Linked DNA regions of Homo sapiens: region 2 is linked to region 1. A link is a loop called in an ENCODE intact Hi-C map of the cell type or tissue named here. Cell type or tissue: IMR-90. All regions are shown on one strand. Each heading gives the region's core, and the rest is flanking DNA. Links, peaks and the distances in the headings are about the cores only.

Region 1 (8,610 bases), core at 231-8,230:
CCTGAGCCTGCCACCAATTAATTTGTGACTTGAGGCAAATTACCTGACCTTGTTAAGCCTCAGTTTCCCCATCTGGAAACCCGGATCTTAATACCATCTCGTTAGGTTGTTATGAGGGTGAGATGATACAGTGCATGTAAACCTCTTAGCATCATATCTGTCACATAGTAGGGTTGTACCTTAATAAACAGAAACCAGTAATGTTAATTTTACCAAATTTTTATGTTATAGCTGAAGAGTTTCTTTTGTCAAAAAAGAGGCACATGAAAGAATGCTCAGTATCATTAGTCATTAGAGAAATGAAAATTAAAACCGCCACAAGATACCACTTCAAACCCACTCGAATGTCTAAAATTAAAAAGACTGACCATACACGTGTTGGTGAGGATATGGAGCAACAGAAATGTAAAAGGAGACTACTACTTCAGAGAACAGCTTGGCAGCTTCTTAAAACCATAAATACATACCTACCTTGTGACCCAGCCATTCCACTCCTAGGTATTTACCCCAGGGAAGTGAAAGCGTATTGAGATACAAAGACCTGTACAAGAATGTTTGAGGCACCTCTATTTGTAATAGCCAAAAATTGTAAGTCACCCAAATGTCCATCAACAGGTGAATGGATAAACACATTGTGGTATATCCATAAAATGGAATGTTAATCAGCAGTGAAAAAGGAATAAATTCTTGATTAGCCCAACAACATGGATCAATCTCAAAATAATTATACTGAGTGGAAAAAGCCAGACTCAAAAGCATGTATACTGTATGATTCCTTTTATGTTAAATTTCACAAATTGCAGAGTAATCTATTGTGATAGGAAGCAGGTCAGGGGTTGCCTGGAGAGGGTGAAGGGGTGGGAGGGATTATCAAGGGGGATGGGGAAATTTGGGGGATGATGTGAATATGGTTACTATTTTGATTGTAGTGGTGTTTTCACAGTTGTATACTGATATCAAAACTCATCAGGTTGTGCAATTTAAACATGTACAGTTTATTGTATATCAAATATAGCTCAATAAAGTATGTTTAAGTTAATGTTCAGTACAAGGAAAGACAAATCACATCCTCATGCTGGAGTTTGTTTACAAGATGATGAGTTCTCTTCAGATGCCACCACAGTGAGTGGAGTTTGACTCCCAGCCCCAGCACTCACTGTCACCTTGGGCAAGCTACTTAAGCTCTCTGAGCTGCAGCTTTTCCATATGAAAGTGGAGATGGTAAACCTACATCACATCATTCCTGGGGCCTTTGAAGGAGTTAATATACATAAAGCCCTGAGCACCGAGTCTGACCTATAGTGGATGACCCAAATGCTTGTCTATAATGATAGCATTATTTATTATTTTCAGGTATGCGGAATACTTAAATACCCTAAACCACCTGTAAACGAATGAAAATTCACGTGAGTCAACCTGGGTGAAAACCAAAATGCACTTTACTTCCTTGGGGGCATAGACATGAGTGCTTCCAAAGTGCTCTGAAACAGTTTGTTCTTTTTGGTTGATTAAACATGCTTTAATTTCACAGATCCCAGTTCTGTTCAGCAGACATTCTTTGAGGATTGGAAGGACTTCCCAAAGGAAGTGACTAATCATAGAATCTTAGAATCGGACAAGAGAGAGACAGTCTTAATGCAACCCTGTCATCTTACAGACATGGAAACAGAGGCTGAGGAAGAAAGGTGCCTTGTCCAGGGCTGCAAAGTGGTGGGGTGAAGAGGGAACCGGCCTCCTGGCCCCAGTCAGCATGCTTGCCCCTGCACCACGAGGCCTCTCCCCTAAGCCAGGCCGCTTTCCACAGATAGAACGGTGGCAAGGTCAGCTGAGGCCGTGTCTAAATGATCAGAATTAATGGATTCTGAATGAATGAGGTTTTCTGCCCGAGTTTTAGGTTCAAGGAGCTCAGGAGGCACCCGGCCAAGGTTTTGACATTTTTTGCCCATGATTCAGGCAGGGCTGCTTGGTTGGGTTCCATGTCTCTGCTCAGCCCCTCTCTCTGTGATCTGTGTTTCAGATCCATTTATATAAGACAGCTTTGGGAATTACTGTTTTAAAAAAATGAAAAAGCAAGTTGTGTTTTTTTTGCTTCTGCCATAACATATAGGGCTCAAAGAGTTACATCTGTTTCCAGTGGCCAGCAACTTGGAACAGTCCACTCTTAGAGGCCCAATTCCAGAAGACTGGCACAGAAGAAGCTTTCGGCAGCAGGTTGATACCCTTCTCGAGTTTGAGTTGGCATGTTTTACTTGTCAGCATAGGCAGTAATAAGGCATATTCAGATGGCATCTCTATAGCCACTCTTTCTTCTGGTCCTTGGACCAATACTCTGGGATTGGGAGGCAGGATGATTACAGTCCCTTGTCACAGTGTGGAAAGTGAGACTCAGGTTAGTTCAGTGGCTTCTCAAGATCACCAGCTACTGTGCAGCAGAGGTTGAATCCAGGTCTTCCAGTGCAGAGTCGAAAGCTCTTTTTACTATTCCAGGCCAGCTATTCTGGGATGTCTCTTAGGGCTTTGACTTTGAAGGAAGTGCTTTTCCAGTGCGTGCATGTGCATGTTTGTGTGCGTGTGTGTGTGTGTGTGTGTGTGTGTACACATGTGTGTATATGTGTTCATGTGTGTGTGAGTGGAGTTGCAGGGCAGGACCAAGGGATCTGTCTCCCTTTGAGAGCAAAGTCAAGTTGAATTTTGAGGTATAGAGATAAATTATACGTATCTTGTGTTTCTGTTACTCTTTTTTTTTCTGTTCTTAATATAGGGTACATGAATAAGCTCCATGCAGAGCCACAAGGAATTGATCTTTCTTTTTCTTAAAATATTTGCCGTCTATGACTTATCAGTGTGTGCATGCATATGTGTAGATATATATTTTTCTCCTTTTTTTTGCAGACATGATTCTTTTTTACATACTTTAGCATGCCACTTCTAAAAGCAAGGACATTCTTCTACATAACCACAATATGATGTTTATTCCTAAGAAAAGTAATAATAATTTACAGTTATCATCTAACTTCTAATCCATATTCAGATTGCCCCAATTGTTCAAAAATGTTTTTATGGCTTTTTTTTTCTCCTAAACTAGGATACAAACAAGATTTATGCATTACATTTGGTTGGTATGTTGAACCAACATTCCTAATAAGCAGTTTTCATGAGCTAGAATCATCTGCAAATTAGAGTGAAACAACCCTCTCCAGCTGAGGCAGCTGTTAGGGGCTGGCCGTGAAGGTCTCATGGGAACCTTGTGTCTTCTCTCTCATGTCTGCTGACCAATCAGTAGGAGGAGCTGGACTCTCTGTGTCAGGATGGAGCGTGCCAGGGAGGCGGGGAAAGGGAAAGGCAGAGCTGCCTAGCTTCTTGCTGGAAAAGGCTATGGAGTCCAAGGAGCTGAAACCTGCAGTCCACAGCCAGCTTCTTAGGAAGCAGGGAGTTTTCCCAAAGGAGTGGTGCGCAGCCTGGAGTGTGAGCCTGTAGACACCTTGGGAACTGGGGACAATTGCTGGGAGATTTGGGAATCCTATGTGATGAAATGAGGGCAGATTTGGAACACAAGGTGCCCAGAATGTGTGTTTTTACTCTGACTTCATTTTCTGATTCTCATTCTATTTTTTGGTTACAGCCCTTTGAAAATGAACCTGCCCTTGTGGACATAAATAAATAGGTTTTTATTTGCAGTAGCCTGATTTGATGGCCTTTAGTTATTACCACATCATTAGGACATGCTGTAACTAATGCTTCACAAAGGTACCCACCATGGGTGCCTCTAGCACCTGCCCTTGCCTTTGTTATGTAGTGACTCATATCTGTGTCTGCCTTCCTTTCTGGACTGAGTGTTGTCTAGTTCCATTCTTAATACTGACACAGTGCCTGGCTGTGGTGCAAAGAAGATGCTCATGGAATAGGCTGCAGTGATCCAGAGTTGTAAGACAGAATGTTATGGGAGCAGATAGGAGAAGAAAAAATAAATGAATGAATGGATGCATGCACGAAAACATGATAATCAGGAGTGTTTTCCAAGAGGTTAGTAGTTGGAAGTTACTGGGAGATGGGATGAGTATTTATTTGATACATATTTATAAAGTATTTTTATGCCATAGTGCTGTTTTAATCACTTTATAAATAATGAATTTAATTTTCTTACAAACCTAGGAAGTAAGGACTGTTACTTTTCCTACCTCGTATGTGAGGAAACCAAAGCATAGACAGGTTAGGTGACTTATCCAAGGTCACATGGGTAGTAAGTTGGAGCTGGGACTTGATTCCAGATAATTCAGCTCTAGAGTCTACTGTTAGCCACCTCACTCTGTGTGGAATGGGGTTGGGTGTTCCAAAGTCAGGGAAATCACTTGGTAACTGGTGGACCCCAACTGTCTTACGAGGGCTGTCGCTAAGGCTGTCCTGGGCTTACAGACAACAGAGGGTCTGTCACCCAGCTGGGCCATCATGAGGGAGCTGGCCATCTTTGCCATTCCTGGGGCCTGACATCTCACAGCCTGTTGGTTATCCTTACGTGGCAGGCTTTCAGTGATGCGGATGCTTCTTGAGAATGCTCTTGGGCTTTACCAACCGGCTAACTTGCTAGCAGAGCTGGGAAGGCTGTGTCCTCTTGGGGTGTTCGGGAGGGCTCCTGAGCTGTCCTGGTGGTGGCACCCAGTCCATGCCAGGCCTGGCCACCAGGGCCTGACTTCTAACAGGAAGGCTGAGCCAGTGCAGCTCTGTGGTTGTGGCTGAGCCAAGCATCAGTGCTCTGCTAGACTCCTTTGTGAAGCTGGAGTCAGGAATATCGGCTCCCACTACCATAGAATTTCCTCTTGAAGATGAGCATTTGTTGATGTTTAATAATGTTGTTCAGTGGTTTGAATTGCTGCCCAATACTTGTCTTCACACATTGACAGAGCTGAAATAGGACTATCAGAGGAGTAGCCTTCTAGAGTTGGAAGAGAAGTGAAACATCCCATCCACTCTGTTAAGGCTTTGATCACTTCCATTGAACAAATTCTTCCTGAGCTTACAACTGTGCCTGGAGATGAGATAGAGGAAACCAAAAACCAAAAACCCCAAAACCTCAAGGAGCTTGCAATCTGTTGGATGTCCCTCTTTCCAGCTTTTGGTGGAAAGAAAGACTGGAGGGAGAAGGGCTGTAGCAGAAGAGCACCAAGAAGATGCAATAAATGACAAGGGGGAAGAGAGGAAGGCTGCAGCGCAAGGCCAGGAGGGTGGTGTAGCCTAAGTGCAGCATAGGCTTTACAGACCTAGTCCTGATTCTTGCTTCTACTGCTTACTTGCTTCACGCTGGAGAGCAAATCGCTTCTATCATGTTCTGAGTCTCAGTTTTCTCAACTGTAAAATGGGCTAATAATACCCCCTGGAAGAGTTTGTGTGGGATAGTGCCTAGGGCATTGTATTAGTTATCATCAAACAAAAGCAAGGGGAGAGCCATTTAGCACAAGGGTTTATATTGCTACACATCTCAGCAGGCTTTTAGGACAATACTCAGTCACAGCCACTGTGGCCTCTAGATTTCTAGGGAGCCTAATGAAAATACCATGGCCTGGGGAAGATCAAGGGTTCAGGAGTCAGGCAGTCTGTGTGTCCTACTAGCCCAGAAGCTTTAAACTTACCCTCTCTGAGCCTCACTTTTCCTATCTGTGAAATGGCCAAGTAGCCTGGATAGAAGGGCCAGGATCTACCACATGGAAGCAGAAAGTACAAGCTAGTAGAGAATATGGGTGCTGGCCCTGTAATGAGTGACCATATCCACTTGAGTGTGTGTTTGTATGTGTGTGTGTGTGTATGTGTGTGTAGAGGGGCACAGGGATGATTAACAAGGACAGAGGTAGGCCCGACATGGAGAAAGGTTCTCAAAGAACCCTCCCTGTAGAGTACAGGACTTACTATGGAGGTTTAGAGAGAAGGTAAGTGAAAGAAACGGGCAAGCAAGAAACTCACACTTATTAAATGCCTACCACGTACCAGGCACTTCACATCTCCTAAGCTCCTAGCCTTCACTGTAAACCCATCAGGCAGGCAATACTATTCCTAATTTTGAGATGGCCTCAGGAAAGGTCAGAGAAGGCAAATAAATTGCCCAAAGTCACAGCTCTTTGAATTCCAAAACTCTTTTCATATACACTTCTCTGCCTGTTCATACATATGTGTTAGGACAGGACTATATTCTGGGAAAAAGATGGAGTTGATATCAAGTGATAATAGTGTAATTCCTGTTTATAGAAACAATTGTAGGAGGAAGCCATTTCAAAGTGGTCATTTAGTCAGTTAATATGTATTGAGCCCCAGTCAGGCACAGTTCTAGGTGATGGGGATGCAGTAGAACCAGTCTCTCTGCCCTTGTGGAGAACTGAGAAGAGGAAACAAGTAAGTTCAGAAAGTGATCAGAGAGGAAATTAAACAGTGTGGTATGATGGAGCACTGGAGAGGTGCTGGGGACCTTAGATATTGTCTTAGTTTGGGTTCTTCCTAAAGCCCTGAGAAAAGGATTTGAGTGTAGGTAACAATTTGCAAGGTGATTCCAGGAAGCCTGCTGAGAAAGTAAGGAAGTGAAATGGGAAAGGAAGGGAAGCTAATAGAGCAAGCTTGTCCAACCCGCAGCCTGCAGGCTCCATGAAGCCCAGAATGGTTTTGAATGCGGCCCAACACAAATTCGTAAACTTTTTAAAAACTATGGGTTTTTTTGCTATTTTTTTTCTAGATCATCAGCTATCATTTTAGTGTATTTTATGTGTGGCCCAAGACAGTTCTTCTTCCAGTGTGGCTCAAGGAAGCCAAAAGATTGGATACCCCTGTAAACAGAGGGTAATTTAATGATTAGGTTACCACTGTGGGCAACTAGAGCTCATTCCTGCTGGGACCCTCAGAGGGACACTGACACATTTGCTGGACTATTGTTCCATCAGGGGCCAAGAAAGCTGGGGTATGTATCCACCTACAGATGTTCCTCATTGGTTGTGGAGCCTCCACCTCCAGAGAGTCCCAAAGCAGAGAAATATGTGTCTGACTTGAGTTAGGAAGCATTTATGGAGTGGAAGCAGTCTATGGAGGCTGCAGGTGGGTTGAGGGCATCCGTAGTGTCTGCTACAGCTGGTGTGCGTGGTCAGGCAGACTGCATTTGAGCTGAGACCTGGACTAGAGGGGGCAGCTATGGAGCAGCCAGAATGGTTCCGGGGGGGCTATTCTTCCACCCTCCTTCATGGGAACCTGCAGCTCCAAGAGTTAAAGTGCATCAGCAAAGGCGCAGCTGGTGAAATTCCCTAGCCACGCTGGATTCCTGCCGCCCCTCATTCCATTTTAACCCTTCTCCACTGGGTCACACAAATATGCCTCACTCTTATGAACCTGTGAATAGCCTTAGAAATGTATGCCTCATCAGATGATTTCAGTCCTGCTCTATGCCCCAGAATCTACCTTTAAATGCTTTAAACACTCCTAAACAGCTCTAAAATGTGCCCAAGTGTTCCCACCACTCTACCACACAGCTATTTTTAGCTCCAATGCCAATTTCTATTCCTTAGTATAATCTTTTTTTTTTTTTCTGGAAGAGAAGCTCACAACAAAATTTATCTCTACAGCTTATTCTAAAACCACTAACTCTCACGCATGTGCGTGCGCGTGCACGCACGCGCGCGCGCGCACACACACACACACACACACACACACACACACACACACACAAAATATCCCTCATAGACAACACTTTATAATTCAGGCAAAGGAAGACCAAAAGGAGAACTTAATACTTCTTATTTATTCCATTCAACAGTAAAGTGCCTTAAAAAGGCCATGCAATTATATTGTTATGTGATAATTATTAATTCTGCTATGAGCTTCCACTGAGCCCAGATCCCATCAAGCACCTCTAATTTTGCCTACAAGTCCTTCTGTACCACCTGATGGGTGCTGGGAAAAGAGCTGCCCTTCTCAACTCCTGGCATTTGGCTTTGATGGGTTTCCACTGCATATGCCTTCCTTTTTCATCAGCCACCATTTTCTAACATCTTTATGCATAAAAAAGACAAACTTATTGGGAGGAAATATCACAATCCCCCAAAATGCAATTTTCTTCCTTTCCATCTCCAATAAAGCATGTAGTGGAAAAGTTATTAGACATTTTTCCTAGTGGATTGTTTGTCAATAATATTAACAAAGCCAGTGTGTTGAATACCTGTATATGCCAGGTATTTGGGAGATTATTACAGAGGTTACATATTCTTGTTTAATGTAATCCTCAAAACGATTTTATTCAATAGTGATATTCTCTTTTTTAGATAAGTAGCTCTGCCTCTGTGACTTGCACATAAAGCAAATGGAAAAATCAAGGTTCCGACCCAAGTCTGTCTAATTCTAAAGCCCACGAACTCATAACCTGGCGTTTCTCTAAGTGTGGTCTCCGGACCAGCAGCATCAGCTTCACCTGGGAGCTTGTTAGAAATGCAAATCTTGGCCAGCATCCAGTAGAGTTTTTCCTAAGTTTTTCTCTAGGATTTTAACCAAAAGGAAAAGAAAAGGAAAGATGGCTGGGCGCAGTGGTTGGCCCAGCATGGTGGCTTACACCTGTAATCCTGGCACTTTGGAAGGCCAAGGTGGGCAGAT
Region 2 (8,610 bases), core at 167-8,166, 60 kb after region 1:
TATCTTTCTTGATCCTCTGAATGACCCCACTAGATAGATATTACAGGGCTAATTATTTCCATGTGATAAAGGAGAAACTGTAAGCCCAGAGGGCTTCTGTGGCTTAACCAGGGTCAAATGGAGAATAGAGTCAAGCTAGAAGCCTGAACAATTCCAGAAGTGGTCTTTCTCCTAAACTGTGCTGTAACCTAGCCCCACGCTGTAGTAGTAGTGGTGATGACTCTACACCAGGCACTGGGACAAACATTTCACATGAATGTGCTTGTTTGATCCTTACAGCCAGCCAGGAGGCAGATTCAATTAGTATCCCTTCTTAGTAGATGAGGAACTTGAGGGAGGAGAAGGTTGTCACTTGCCTAAGGCTACCCAACTAGTTGGGGGGACTTGATCCAGGGCTCCCCTCTTGACCACTACCCCACACTCTTGCAGAAGAGGTTTAAATATAGAAGGGAGAGAAGTTCTAGGTCCTCTCCTTGGATTCACGTCCAGATGCAAGGCAGGGATCTGCTGATGGGCACCTACACCTTGCATTCATCTTGCCCAGGTGATGGTCATCATCCTGACCACTGATGAGATCCACCACTGGGTGGCTCACAGTGCTACTGCCTGGGGTGAGTCTGTGGGCCCTCGAGGCAGTAGACCTAAGTAATATGAAAGAAGTTCTGCCTTGGGCCCCTCAAACCCCTGGGATAGGAAATGTGCTCCCATAAGAAGATCAGAGTAATTTTCATTTCTAATATCTTGACAAATACTGTATTGCATAAATTTGTTCCACTGAGGTTCCGTAATTTGTCACTGTGGTCTCATGTGTCAGTGTGAGCTGCAGCTCTATTAAAGCCAGCTAGCTATATGACTTTGGCTGAGGTACTTACTTTTCTAGTCTCAGTTTTCCTCTTCTGTAAAATGGGAGGCTGTGACATGTGTCTCACCATGCTCACATGATTTTGCTGCAGACTGTGAACAAAGGTTCTCTGAAAAGGAATTTGAGGGAAAGAGACTTTATTCCAGTGAACAGTTTGTATAATGGGAAGACATGGCCTTTGGTGTAAACAGAAGAAGGTGTGTTCCAGAGAACAGAGAGGGTTCAATTGTTTTGTTTGTTTGTTTGTTTGGAGATGGAGTCTCGCTCTGTCACCCAGGCTGGAGTGTAGTGGCGTGATCTCGGTTCACTGCAACCTCTGCTTCCCAGGTTCAAGCAATTCTCTTGCCTCAGCCTCCCGAGTAGCTGGGATTACAGGTGCCCACCACCACGGCTGGCTAATTTTTGTGTTTTTAGTAGAGACGAGGTTTTACCATGTTGGCCAGGCTGGTCTTGAACTCCTGACCTCAGGTGATCTGTCTGCCTCGGCCTCCCAAAGTGCTGGGATTGCAGGTGTGAGTCACCATGACTGGCTGAGGGTTCAAGTTTTATAGCAAAAGTTCTCACCTAAGTTCACAATCAAGTCTGTTCATGCAAATGAAGGATTCAAACTTGCTGAGTTTTGATTGGTCAACATGGCTGAGCCCTGATTGGTAAAGGCAGGTGAGCTCTAGTTGGTTCAAGTGAGCTCTGAAATTCTAAAAGTTAAAAAGGTTTGGCTTTGGTTTTTAGGGAACTCTTGTCAACAAATGGCTTCTTGGCTCTCTTTTAAATGTAGACCCAGTTAGCCGCTAGGGATCCATCTTGAAGGATTAGCTCTTTCAGGTTCACATTTGTTCACAACATCAAATAAAATCATACATATGGAAATTCTTCATAACCTACCAACACACTGCACACATAGAATATTATTTTATTCATGCCAGCTTATCTTTAGGATAGACTTAAACTTTTCAGACTTCAAATTCTTTTTTTGTTTGTTTGTTATTGTTTTGGGGCTTCTTTGCATATGACGTAGGGAGAATTATCACATATCTGTGCAACTTTAATTTTTCAGCAACACATAATCAGAAAAGGGATGGATTGAGGGTCTTTGTTTTATCCTCTGAAGCTACTGTATTTCAGACCTCTTTGGTACACAGGAACACTTAAGTATTTGGAGGCAGGCTGATGGGTCACCACTGAGTCTTTCTTTTCTAAGTAAAAATCACCAGCTCCTTCAACCACATTACTTATTTTAAGGTAGAGAAAAATATAAATTTAAGCTTTGAAGCAGACAGACCTGTGCTTGCATTCCTAGGCTTTTTGTATCTTTGTGTGACCTCTTTGAGCCTTGACATCCATTCTCCCTTGTTAAATGGCACCAAGTCCTTATGAGAATCAAAGAAATGAAATAAAATGCACTTGCAATAGAGTGCCACTCACCAAATGTTCATTTCCCTTGACTTCCTTCAAGATTCCCTGTAATGCATTAATCAGGACACTGGGTAGGGTTCATCAGCCAGCTCTGCCTTCCCCGAAGATCTCCGTGTCCTGTCCTGGAAACAACGTCAACTTAAAATAACGTTTATAATACAAGGATGCCATTCAGTGAGGGCTTACTATGTGCCAGGCAGAGTGTTAAGGACTTTTATGTAGCTTTCACTTTTTAACTTTATTCTCTATCTGGGCAATGTTATAAACTGACTTTGTAAGTGCAAAAACCAAGGTCACAACAAAAATAAACAATGGGTCTGCATTTAGCCTCTGCAGATGAAAAGCGGTGAGTCTAGGTTTTGCCCCAAAGATTGGCAAAATTCTTCTGTAAGACTCACAAAGTAAATATTTTGGGTTTTGCAGGTCATCTAGATTTTGTCACAACGACTCAGCTCTGTCTTATAGTGGAAAGCAGCCATAGAGGCTATGCAAATAAATGGACGTGGCTGTGTACCAATAAAACTACATAAATAAACAAAACCTGGCCAACTGGATTTGGCCTGCAGGCTTGAGTTTGCTGACCCCAGTGGTAAACCCTCTTTTTTTTTTTTTTCCTCCTTTTTCTTCTATTTTAATCACATATCTCTGGCTGGTTGATCATGAGTATATCCTTTGTAGCCTTTCTTGGCAGTGGATATATAAGCTATAAGCTATTTTTACAGCTTTTCTGATTTGCTTGATTGATTATAAGTGTTTTTCAGGTACCAAGCGTCACTTCAGACTCATTTGTAAACCATGATACATTAGAGATCGTCACACTTCTAGGATGGCATGTTTGTGGGGTGACAGATGAGGCTTAGGAAGTCTAAGCAGTTCAGAGTCTGGCTTGTCAGGTTCAAGGCGAAAACTATTTTTTTCCCCAAAAACCACGTTAAGAGACAGTCCAGAAATGAGATTGCTTAGGTCAGAAAGCCTTCCTGGACTTGACCATCAGGATGTAGTCTCTCCCTCTCTACAAATTATCAACCAGAAGCTGGGCTTTCCCTGTAAGATCTGTTTTATCAGATAGATTTAAAGGGAAGGAAAACCCCCCAAAGAAAACAATCTCAATTCAACTAAGACATAAGGTCATGGAATGTCAATGACGATCTGGTCCAGGAGGCAGATGGCCATCTTCCTCCAGCCCTCAGCAAGTATTTCTCATTGGTGCCTCGTGCTGGTTAAGCTTTGTTTTCCTGCCCCATAAGGTAAAAGTATTTAGGGCCCAAAGAGCCCTACATCCTTTCCCCCTGCCTGTCCCCCTACCTGGGAGACAGCTTTATCCCAACATTTAAGAAGTGATCTTGTTCATAAATTGCCAGCCTTGCCAATGAGGGTATCCGTCTGCCTGTGTCTCTCTGTCATTTTTCTGTCCCTGTCTCTGTCATTTTTCTGCCCCTGCCTCTTTCTCCGGCTCACCTCTCTTTCCCTCACACTGCCTTTTTATTTTCTACTTCTTAAGAAAGAACTTGGGCCTGGTGCACAGAAAGCCCTCAAAAACCATAATTTGTTGCGTCTCTTTTTGTGTCTCCCATCTGTCTGCCCTTTTGTCTCCCGCTCTCTTCCTCCCTTCTTCTCTGTCTCCTTTTTCTTCCCTTTGGAATAAATGCACAGAGGCCAGAGAGGAGGCTGCTATGGGACTCCACAGCTGGCCGGCAAAGAGAGCAAGGGGCAGAATTTTCCCCTTGCCTCTCTCGCCTGCCCAGGCCTGTCTGTTGGGAATGTCCCACTCCTAATCTTCCATGGGGGTCATGCACATCCTTCTGTCAGCAACTGGCACAAATCAATTTGCTGCAGGCAGTCATGCTCCGTGGCTCTCTCTGTTCCCACGATGTCACCCAGGCAGTGGTGTGAGGAGCCCATTTGGAAGGAGCAGGTCTATTGGGTGGGGGCTGGGCATGATTGGGGCAGCAGAGGGGAGGTCACTCTTGGCTCCATGGGAACCCAAAGCCTCTGTGGCTCTAGACGGTTGTGGTCTTACCCTTGCCTATGTGACTGGTGATTGTGTTTGGGTCAGGCATTCAGCTGAAACCAAGAGCTGGCTGGCAGTCAGGGTCACCCCTAACCATATGCCTCTCCTTCCTAGCCCTCAGTGCTCTCTGCTCCTTCCAGCCTTCTAATTCATTCTGGCAGCAGCAGGACAGGGAAAGGGTGAGACATTGGCATGTTTTGGAGATATTCAGGAACAAGACTCCAGAATTCAGTGCCAGCCGAATTATTTTTTCTTAGGTATTTACTATGCAGCACATATGTTTCCTGAATCTTTTATACATGTTATCTCTTTTCATTTTATGAAATAGGTATTATTATCTTGATTTTACAAATCAGAAAACTGATGTTTAGTTTGGATTTGAGGGGGCTGAGGAAATCAGGAACTAGAAGTGACTCCCAGTTTCATTTGTTTCCATGGCACCCAGCACGGGGCTCTTCACCTCCTTGGCTCCAATCTAGGCTTGTTGAACTGTTGCACTGAGTCACAAGTGATTAGGTAGATGATCATGCCCTCAACAGAAAAAAGGGATGTCAGAGGAGAAACAAGTTTGGGATGGAGAAGATGATTGGTCTGGATGTTTATTCCACAGAGATAGATTTATTTATTTATTTATTTATTTTTATTTTTTATTTGAGATGGAGTCTCACTCTGTCACCCAGGCTGGAGTGCAGTGGCGCAATCTCAGCTCACTGCAACCTTCGCCTCCTGGGTTCAAGCAATCTTGTGCCTCAGCCTTCTGAGTAGCTGGGATTACAGATGCCTGCCAATCACGCCTGGCTAATTTTTGTATTTTTAGTAGAGATGAGGTTTCACCATGCTGGCCAGGCTGGTCTCAAACTCCTGATCTCAAGTGATCTGCCCGCCTCAGCCTTCCAAAGTTCTGGGATTACAGGTGTGAGCCAACGTTCCTGGCCTCAACAAAGATTTACTGAGTATCCCCTCTATGGCAGGCACTCTCCCAGGCAGTGGGATAGACACTAAATAAATCAGACAAAAGTCTGTGTCCTTGTGGAGCTTGCATTCTAGTAAGGGAAGGCAGACAGCAACACAATCAGTGAGTAGATGATACCATATATGAGAAGGCAAGAGTGATAGGAAGAAAAACCAGGAAATAAGGAAGGTTGTGATGAGGAAGGCATGTCTATTGCAAATTAAAAGAGGGTAAGATTTGAACAAAGCCTTAAAGGATATCTCCTTTCAGGGGGAAAACCTTAAAAATACCTGCGGGAAAAGCATTCCTGGCAGACAACAGCAAGTATACAGCCTTGAGGTAGGCCCATGACTGGTGCACAGGAAGAAAGCGAAAAGGAAGGAGAGTATGGCCGGGGAGGTCAAGCAAGGAGGCGAGTAGGAAGGCAGTGAGGTCTGAGGGAGGTAGGGGAGGGGTCAGGCCACATAGAATCTTGGAGGCCAGTGTGAGGATTTAGCTTTTACTCAGAGAGCATAGAGGGTAATTGGAGGGTTCTGAGCAGAAGAATGACATGATTGATACACTTTTTAAAAAATCACTCTGACTGCTGGGTTGAGAACACCCTGAAGGGCGTGGTAGTTGGGAGCAGGAGCAGCATTAGAAATTAGAAGTTAGAAGACTGTGACAGGGCCAGGAGTGGTGACTTATGCGTGTAATTCCAGCACTTTGGGAAGCTGAGGTGAGAGGACCACTCGAGGCCAGGAGTTCGAGACCAGCCTGGGTGACACAGTGAGACCCCCATCTCTACCAAGGAAAAAAAAAAAGAAAAAATTAGCCAGGTATGGTGGTGCACACCTGTAGTCTTAGCTACTCAAGAGGCTGAGATGGGAGGATCACTGAAGTCCAGATGTTCGAGGCTGCAGTGAGCTGTGATTGTGCCACTGCACTGTAGCCTAGGTGACAGGGTAAGACCCTGTCTCAGGAAAAAAAAAAAAAAAAGCCAAGAAAGGAAAATAAAGAGGGCTGTGACAGTATTCTGGGCAAGAGATGATGACAGCACGGACTAAGGTGTTAGCAGTAGAGGTTGCTGGAATTTGCGTATGAGGTGCCTGGGTGGGAAAGACAAAGGTGATCCCTAGCAGTGGTCAGTATGGAGTTGGCAGCTAATTCGTGATTGTTGATTAAAAAGAAGAAAATCTGGGAGGTTGGAGACCTTTTTCTTAGTGTGTACTGGAGAAGCAGCCCCGTTCTGAAGCCCCATTCTGAAGACTTGGGATTTCTAACAGGAGGCACAGTTATGTGTGAACTTGTCTGATATTCCTCACTCGTCTGGAAGTTTCCTGAGGGCAGGGACTATGTCTGCTTTATCCCATTAGTCCCAGTGCCCAGCCCATGGGCCAGCACACAGTAAGCGATAGTAGGTGGGCAATGTGATAGAATGGGACACGAGAACTTGATCTCCACGCACTCTCCTCGTCCTCCGGTCTGGCTTCCTGGATCCAGACATGAGACTTGGCATTATCACAGGCTGGGATAGAGAGAGTATGAATTCTCCTCTAGGCCCTACTATCTAACTGCTTTGTGAGTCTGGACTGTGTTTCTGTATCTATAAATTGAGGTTTCAGATATTTATTCAGCAATATTAATAATCTCTGCCTGGATTGCATTCCAGAGAGAGCTTTCCTGGCCACTCAAAACAAGTCCCCTAACTCTCTCTCCCCTTTCCCTGCCTTATTTTTTCCACAATACCTGCCAATATCTGAAAACATTGTCTGTAGGTGTACATGTGTGTGTTGCATTTATTGCCTGCTAGAGCATAAACCCCATAAAAGCAGAGGTTTTTTTCTGTCTTATTCACTGCAAAACCTCTGGCACCTGGAATGGTGTGTGCTACATAGAAAGTGCTAAATATGTATTTATGAACGAAGGAATGATTGATTGATTGATTCTGGGGACTCAACAATATGTAGAAATGTGCTTTGCAAACCACAAAGGGCAAAGCAAATGAAAGGTGTTCAGCTATTATTATAAATCTGCTGCACACTTTAGCATAGTTTTAACTCCTCCCACAGCATTTTCCAAGGAAACGTCGGTGAAATCTTTTTTTTCTATTTGGGTTTTCTTCAAAAAGAAGAATTCTGACAACCTAATTTAAGAGACTTCCTAGGTGTGGAACTCAGTGATGGATCCTCATCTCTTAGCAACCTCACATAGGAGCTGCTCACCAGGTAAATGGGGTGACAATTTCAAGTGGGTGTGCTCAGTGTCAGGGATGAGACATGTGATAGGAGGAAGGATGAGACCTTCCCCAGCCGGTGGAGGGGAACAAACCTAAAGCAGGAGTCGGGACCCTGGTATTGTAGTCCTGGGCAAGCCATTCCCCTTTGAGCCTCCTTTCCTCCATACAGTGAAGGGGCTTGGCAAGATCCCTTCCAGCTCTAGCATTCTATGATTGGCATTTCCAGTTAGGCACTTCGATAAAAACGATCATTTATTGGGCAAGTCCCTGTGTGAAGCACTTTATTTGTAATATTCCATCTAATCCTAATTTTAAATCTGTAAGATAGGATTATAATTATCCCCATTTTCTGGATGAGGAAACTGAGGCATAGAGAAGATAAGGTCACTGTTCACATGGGCTGCCATAACAAAATACCATAAATTGGGTGGCTTAAACAACAGACATTTATTTTTCACAGTTTTGGAGGTTGGAAGTCCAAGATCAAGGTGCCAGCCAATTGGGTTCCCACTGAAGACCTTCTCCCCAGCTTGCAGATGGCCTTTCTCTCTTCCTCTTCTTATGAAACCACTAATACCATCATGAGTGTCTCACCCTCATGACCTAATCTAACCCTAATTACTTTCCAATAGGCTAGTGTCCAAATACCATCACAGTGGGGGTTAATTCAACAATGAATTTTGTGAAGATGCAATCATTCTGTCTGTAACTATTGCATAGCTAGCAAGTGATAGAACCAAAACTTAACTGTGATCAGTAGCTGGAATTTTGACTCTGAGGCATCTTGTATGATCCCTGTGTTTTGGTATGGGATACCAATGAAGGAGATTCTGCTGTGTTGGAAAAGTTCTTTGGGAGGCAACCGGTGTTTGCTATGAGTGCCACCTCCATACAGTTGGGCACCATGGCAGTACTGCACACCACTATATCCTCGGTGTAGCCTTATACCAGAACGTGAAAGATATTCAATCAGTGTCTATTACATAAATGAACAGATGGCTCTGTTAAAAGACTAATGACTATGGTTGGGCACAAAAGGCTCAAAAAATGGTTTTGTCCAGGTATCCTGGGAAATGGGGCCCCTTGAGTCTTATCAAAAGAAGTGAGAGGGGCCGGGCGCGGTGGCTCACGCCTGTAATCCCAGCACTTTGGGA

The links. Peaks named below come from ENCODE experiments on the same cell type or tissue, not always from the same donor. Only the 100,000 strongest peaks of a DNase experiment are listed, where the experiment ranks them.
Region 2: it touches region 1 in a loop (2.6-fold over the local background); 2 of 110 quality-filtered maps call a loop at or near these places.

The regions. Positions count from the first base shown.
Region 1 is chr11:79,408,143-79,416,752 of GRCh38, reverse strand. All of the region lies in intron 1 of TENM4 (teneurin transmembrane protein 4), which reads left to right. Among named protein-coding and RNA genes, the nearest start is that of MIR5579, 9.8 kb to the left of the region's middle. In IMR-90, for the core only: no CTCF peak of the experiment used is centred there; DNase peaks (open chromatin) are centred at 1,142, 1,592, 1,952 and 3,282; H3K27ac peaks cover 1,394 bases.
Region 2 is chr11:79,348,035-79,356,644 of GRCh38, reverse strand. The region is part of intron 1 of TENM4 (teneurin transmembrane protein 4); the gene reads left to right. Among named protein-coding and RNA genes, the nearest start is that of MIR708, 50 kb to the left of the region's middle. In IMR-90, for the core only: no CTCF peak of the experiment used is centred there; no DNase peak of the experiment used is centred there.